Linked DNA regions of Homo sapiens: region 2 is linked to region 1. Evidence: chromatin loops called from intact Hi-C (ENCODE). Cell type or tissue: endothelial cell of umbilical vein. All regions are shown on one strand. Each heading gives the region's core, and the rest is flanking DNA. Links, peaks and the distances in the headings are about the cores only.

What was found. Hi-C counts contacts between places; a loop is a spot of excess contacts. Peaks named below come from ENCODE experiments on the same cell type or tissue, not always from the same donor. Only the 100,000 strongest peaks of a DNase experiment are listed, where the experiment ranks them.
Region 2: a loop joins it to region 1, with 2.1 times the contacts of the local background. A loop is called at or near these places in 3 of 110 quality-filtered maps.

Annotation. Positions count from the first base shown.
Region 1 is chr12:78,393,225-78,396,154 of GRCh38, forward strand. No RefSeq gene overlaps it. Among named protein-coding and RNA genes, the nearest start is that of LINC02424, 35 kb to the left of the region's middle. In endothelial cell of umbilical vein, for the core only: no CTCF peak of the experiment used is centred there; no DNase peak of the experiment used is centred there.
Region 2 is chr12:78,593,462-78,596,391 of GRCh38, forward strand. No RefSeq gene overlaps it. Among named protein-coding and RNA genes, the nearest start is that of LINC02424, 240 kb to the left of the region's middle. In endothelial cell of umbilical vein, for the core only: no CTCF peak of the experiment used is centred there; no DNase peak of the experiment used is centred there.

The DNA.
Region 1 (2,930 bases), core at 298-2,797:
TTTGGAGGAAGTATGCTACGAATCTAATGTAACAAGACTTGAATAATGAAAGACAGATAGCTCATTCTGAAGGGAACACAGCAGAGATCCACTTCTGCCTGCTTGTGCAGCATTGTGTCCAGTAAATAGTAATTAAAACCATCACACAAAGTAATCTAATGAAATAATGAAAGTTTTAAAAACTATCAGAAAAATCATCTATACTTTTAATTAGTATTTTACATGTTATTTTATCAGAATTTGAAAACATTTACTAAATGTAATAGGATTAAGACGCTTCTCAGCAATTATTTTTTAAAGATACAAATGAAATGGACAGCATGCACCATAACCTTCATTGAAAGAACTATAAGCTGCTTATGCTATTGCTGAGACTTGCTTATGAGGCATATAAAAATCAACAAACAAATACAAATAGCTTCAGATGGAGAGCATGAAAAGAAGCCAGGAAAAGGGTCATTCCAGTTTAATGATAAAAATTCAGTGGAACCATTTAGATCAAAACAATATCTGGTCATCTGCATGGTCAAAGGAACTAGGGTGAATTCTTTACATTTCCACCATATTTTAGATGAATGATGTTTTGTAGATTAATTATACTAAAAGAATATTGGTAATGATGTGAAAGTAGAAGAAGTAAGGACAGGAAAACAAAATTTTGGAATGTGGTCACAGTTTTATGTTCTAAAAATGCCTTCACATTTAGGTCTAATGAAGTCTTTCCTGTTTCACATTTTCTAGTAAGAAAAAGGATTCAGGACACAAAGATTTTGAGTAACAAAAATGAATATTCCCCTTTTTAAACCACAGAGTGTAGATGATTTTATTTTATCTGCTGCTTATGAGTTGATTATCTACCTTTACTAGAGGCACCTCAGATGAATACTTCATTGCAGTGTAAAATTCTGTAGCTGTCTATAATACATATAGACTTCCAAATATAATACCATCCTTCTCTATCCAATTAAGGAAAAATCTATACATGCATATATGCACTTTAATCTATAATCACTGCTTGGGAAACAAAAACAAGATATATCTGCCTTCAATGAGTTTACATTCTAGTGGGAGAGAGAAATTGCAAATAACCATGGACAGAACATGAGCTGTGAAAGAGGCAGCATGGTGAGGATAGTGGGCTATGTAGCCAGGATACTAGGATTCAAATCTTGGTTTTGACTCCTAACATTCCTGTGTCTTTGGATAGATTACATTCTAGTTTCTTTATAAAACAAATGATAATGAGAATACCTATCTCATAGAGTTGTTTTGGAAGAAAATGAGTTAATTGAGTAAACTGCTTGTCATATAGCAATGTCAGTAACACATGGCAAAGGAGAAAAAAATGTCATGGGGTTAAGAGGAAGCAAAGACCAATAAAGGAACTAACAGTTGCTATTAAAGGATACCCTTTAAAGACCGTCAGTGATGTATTGAGAGAGGAGGATAGAAAGGGCAGCTTCAGGCTAAGGTAACAACATGTTAAATGTTAGGGGAAGGAGGTAGTAGCTCAGTTTGATTGCAAATGGGATAAAAATAAAAATGTAGGTCCAAACATATGCTAAGGACAACTTGTATTGGGCTAATAAGATTTTGCTTCCTCAAAATATATAGAAAGTCACTGAAGATTTTTATGCCAGGGACGAACAGTCAAATTTTTGCTGTCAACATATCATTCTGGTTGCTTTATGAAAGAAAAATTGAGCATAAAAGAAACTAGAGACAGAGAGCTTAGAGAGGGCCGCAAAATCCAGAACAAAACGGGGGTAACTGTGATCATCGCTTAAAAATCATTTATTGGCTTGCCAACTAGTTCAAAAATTATCTTATCTAACTAAAGGTCCTATTTAGTAGCATGCAAAATTTTACTTGCCCTTTCTATCTGTGTGTAGACTTCCACTCTATCATATATATATATATATATATATATATATACACACACACACAAACACACACACACATACACACACATATGTATATATGTGTATATATACACGTATATATATGTGTATATATACATATATACGTATATATAGCATTTCAGACACAGTTTTAAAATTATACAAAAAATAGCTATATTAACAGACTGTCTTTCCTATTTCCTGAACATTCTAAACACAGAAGGAACCTCTTCTTTTTCTCATAACTGTGTTTTGTTTTGAAGATTAGACTTGTAGAGGCTTACAGAGGCAACTTCTTTTTTCATTCAGTGTCTGTTGGCCTGCGCACGAGCAGTGATAAACCTGACCAACAGTCCTTTCCTTCTCCTTGTTTTCCTTTTTTTCTGCCTCATTTTTTTCTCTTTCTAGATACCTCTGATCTATTTTTTATATTTCACAGCTTACTTCTGTCTTGTTTCTTTCCTTCCTTCTTCCTAAAGGAATCAGAATATCTTAACACTTTCCTTCTTTCTTCCCACCACTGAAGCCCGCAGGGTCTTTGTTTAGCTAATGGACCCTGTTCTGAAGAAACCATGCAATCTGAAATAAAGCAACAGGCAGTCCAGATAGAATTGGGGTTCTTGGTTCCAGTTGCAAAATGGAAGAATAGCCAGCATTACTTAACAGAAACAGTATGATTTGAGTTCCTGAATCTTCTTTAGAATAAGTTCAATCCTGAGTCTCTGGAAAGAAGAGCAGTAAGTGGCCTGGTTTTGAGGCCTGCTTTAAGAACTGTCCCAAATCCCAGCTTTGATCATCAGTCACATGAATTTAAATAAGTAAAAGGTATCTTGTTGACTAGTTCGTAAAAACTAGATGGAGCATGCTAAAAATTAAAAATAGATAACCTGTTAATTAAAAAGAAGATTTATTTATTAAGCAAATCAGGAAGAAGCAAACTTTCAGGAAACTAAGCTTTTTTTGACACATTTCACAGCATGCCTCATGGTCTTTCTCATGGGCACTCTGGCTTGTTAATCACTTCAGCAG
Region 2 (2,930 bases), core at 242-2,741, 200 kb after region 1:
ACATAACTACTCTTGTCTACTATATTTGCATTCAATTATTAATAGCCTACCTTGCTTTTAGAATATAAACATTTTGGGAGCGAAGACTATAAAAAGCAGGCTAGGTCAATGTCAGGTGACAGTATGATTAGGTATTGATTTTAGCCATTGTGCCCCATTAAGTAGGAACTTCTTAACAAAAAGTTAACACGATGCTTAGAAGAAACAAAGCTAAAATTTCCAGTAGGTTTAGAAGAAGATATGAATGAGCTTCCTTAAAAGTTGTAAAAACTAAACCTTTTAGACAAGAAGCTGTACTGGTTATGAGAGAGAATTTGTGTAGTATTAGCGCAGTCTGAGTAAGAGTGGCAAAGCCCAGCAACCACATTCATGTGTTTACGCACTGTTTCTTATCTATGGCGACATCACTCTAAGCTCATTTTTATCAGATATTATGTACTGAATCTTAAATCAAGATTTAAAGGTAAAGTTTTTGGGAGAGACATCCATTATATTGTATTTTATATTTACTTTGGAAGCCCCAAACAGAAAACTTCCCTGGCAGAAGATTAGCTATAACATGATATTCTGAAATACTGTGTAATAAAATTACTGTTGTAAGAATGGGGCTTGGAAGAAAAGATCAACAGTATTTTCTTCTTTCTCACTGTAACCACAGCAACCTTAATTGTGACTTCGTATTGGATGCCTTCCATAAACCACTTAAGCTTCGCATGGAAAAAACAGAAAAGGGGGAAAATTAGACATGACACACATCTCTCTACCTCAATTCTTAGTGCCTTCGTTCTGCACTCTTAGCTTTCCAAGGCTGAAAATGTATTGCCACTGTCTTCTCACTATTTCTCCTAACTCAATCATCTCCATCTTCCATGGTGCTGCCAGAGCGATTTTTCTAATACATGTGTTTGAGCTTGCTTTTTCTCTGCTTTAAGGTTATTTGTTTGTTTGTTTGTCTGTTGTTTGTCTTTTGAGACAGTCTCACTCTGCCACCCAGGCTGGAGTGCAGTGGTACAGTCTTGGCTTACTGCAACTTCCGCCTCCTCGGTTCAAGCTATTCTCCTGCTCAATCTCCCGAGTAGCTGGGATTACATGTGTGCACCACCATGCCCAGCTAATTTTTGTATTTTTGGTAGAGACAGGGTTTCACCATGTTGGCCAGGTTGGTCTCAAGCTCCTGACCTCAAATGGTCCACCTGCCTCGGCCTCCTAAAGTACTGGAATTATAGGCATGAGCCACCACATCCAGCCTGCTTTAAGTCTTCAAATGTCTCCTACATATGCAGTCAGTGTGGAATGCAAGGACTTACATGAATCTACTTCTTCAATTTGAAGGTGACAATAATCATGGTGATAAGAATGACAATAGCTATCACTTGTTGAGCATCTTCTTCAACTAGATACTATGAGATATTTTAGATTCTATTTCCTTTTAGTTTTCACAGACACCCTAGAAAATAATTATTATTCTCTCCTTTAAAATCATAAGACTCCGATACATTAATTAACATGTTCAAAGTCACCTAGCTACTTAGTGGTGGGTCAGATCTTTGAGTCAGAGCTTGTCTTACTTCAAAGCTCATGTTCTTTCCCCTATGATCATAACTTACAGCTTATCCAGATGAATCTATGTGGAGCTCCCCAGAAGCTTCTCAGGGTTTCTACTCCCTATGCTATCTTCCATTTGTTCTAACTGTCTGAAAACTGTCTCTCCTTGATCACTTGGAAAATCATTACTCATCCTTCAAACAACTAAACCCTCTTTTCTCTCTGAAGCTCTCCCTGCTATACTTCTTGCCTAGAGGCACTTAGGTAATCAACTCTGTCTACTGCCTGTAGTGAATCCTGTATGTAACTCTATTACAACACCTAAATTTTCACATTGACTAAGGTTTGCATATCCGACTCAGTTTTTGTACTATAATTTCTCTTATGACAAGTGTCATAAATTATTCCTTTATACATTTTATGCAGTTTCTAAAAGTAAAGTAATTCCAAAACATTATAATAAAAATATAAGAAAAATAATTTGGAAAAAGTTTCAGATTACATGTTTTGTGCGTTGTACCACCTGCTACTGAAAGATGTTTGTCTCTGTTTAGTCATGAAAACTCCTCTATTCGGTTTTTTAATAGACTCACTTGGCATCTCTGATTTGAATTCTTCAAGGCTTCCTTTCTCTGCTGGTCTATGCTAACCAAGATGTTTCTCTTGTATTGTTGTTTACCTACCTTTGCCCCAGTGGCTAATGACAGGCTAGAGATCTACTGGTCTTCCTGTTACATGACTCTAATCTCATTTTTATCAGATAGTATGTACCAAATCTTAAATATCTTGGATACATGCAAGGGTTAAAGTTTGAGGAACAGGCACCCATTATATCTTATATTTACTGTGAAAGCCCAAAGCAGAAAATGTCTGTTTTGCTGAGACCAACTGGTAAGCTGGCTTCACTGGGGAAAAGGAGACGGTACCATTTCAGCTAGCACAGAAACTTCCATATAAATGAGAGAATACGCACAATTACTGGACATAGCATGTTGCCCATGTGAATAATATCTTTAGATGATAAAGGCAGAAATAATATTGAATACCTCTGCTTGGTTATGCTCGGTTTCCTGCTCCTTAGCTACCAGGTCTGTGATTTTAGTAGACACGTCCTGTTTTTGCTGACCTCCTTGGCTTTACTTGGTCTAGAATACACTGAATGTGAATTTCCATGTTCTCTTTTTTGTTGAAAAGAAGCTTCAAGTTCCTAAAGTCTAGGCACAAGAAATGAGCAAATTATCTTGCCCCTGAGATTTGGAACAGAAAAGAATAGACAGTGTTACTAAGAAGACTACCCAGTGTGATTAGTAAAATTTAGGCTATGATCTATCTTTTTTTTTGTATCCCAAGTTTAAAAATTTATGCAAGACTGCTAAGTAAAGGAT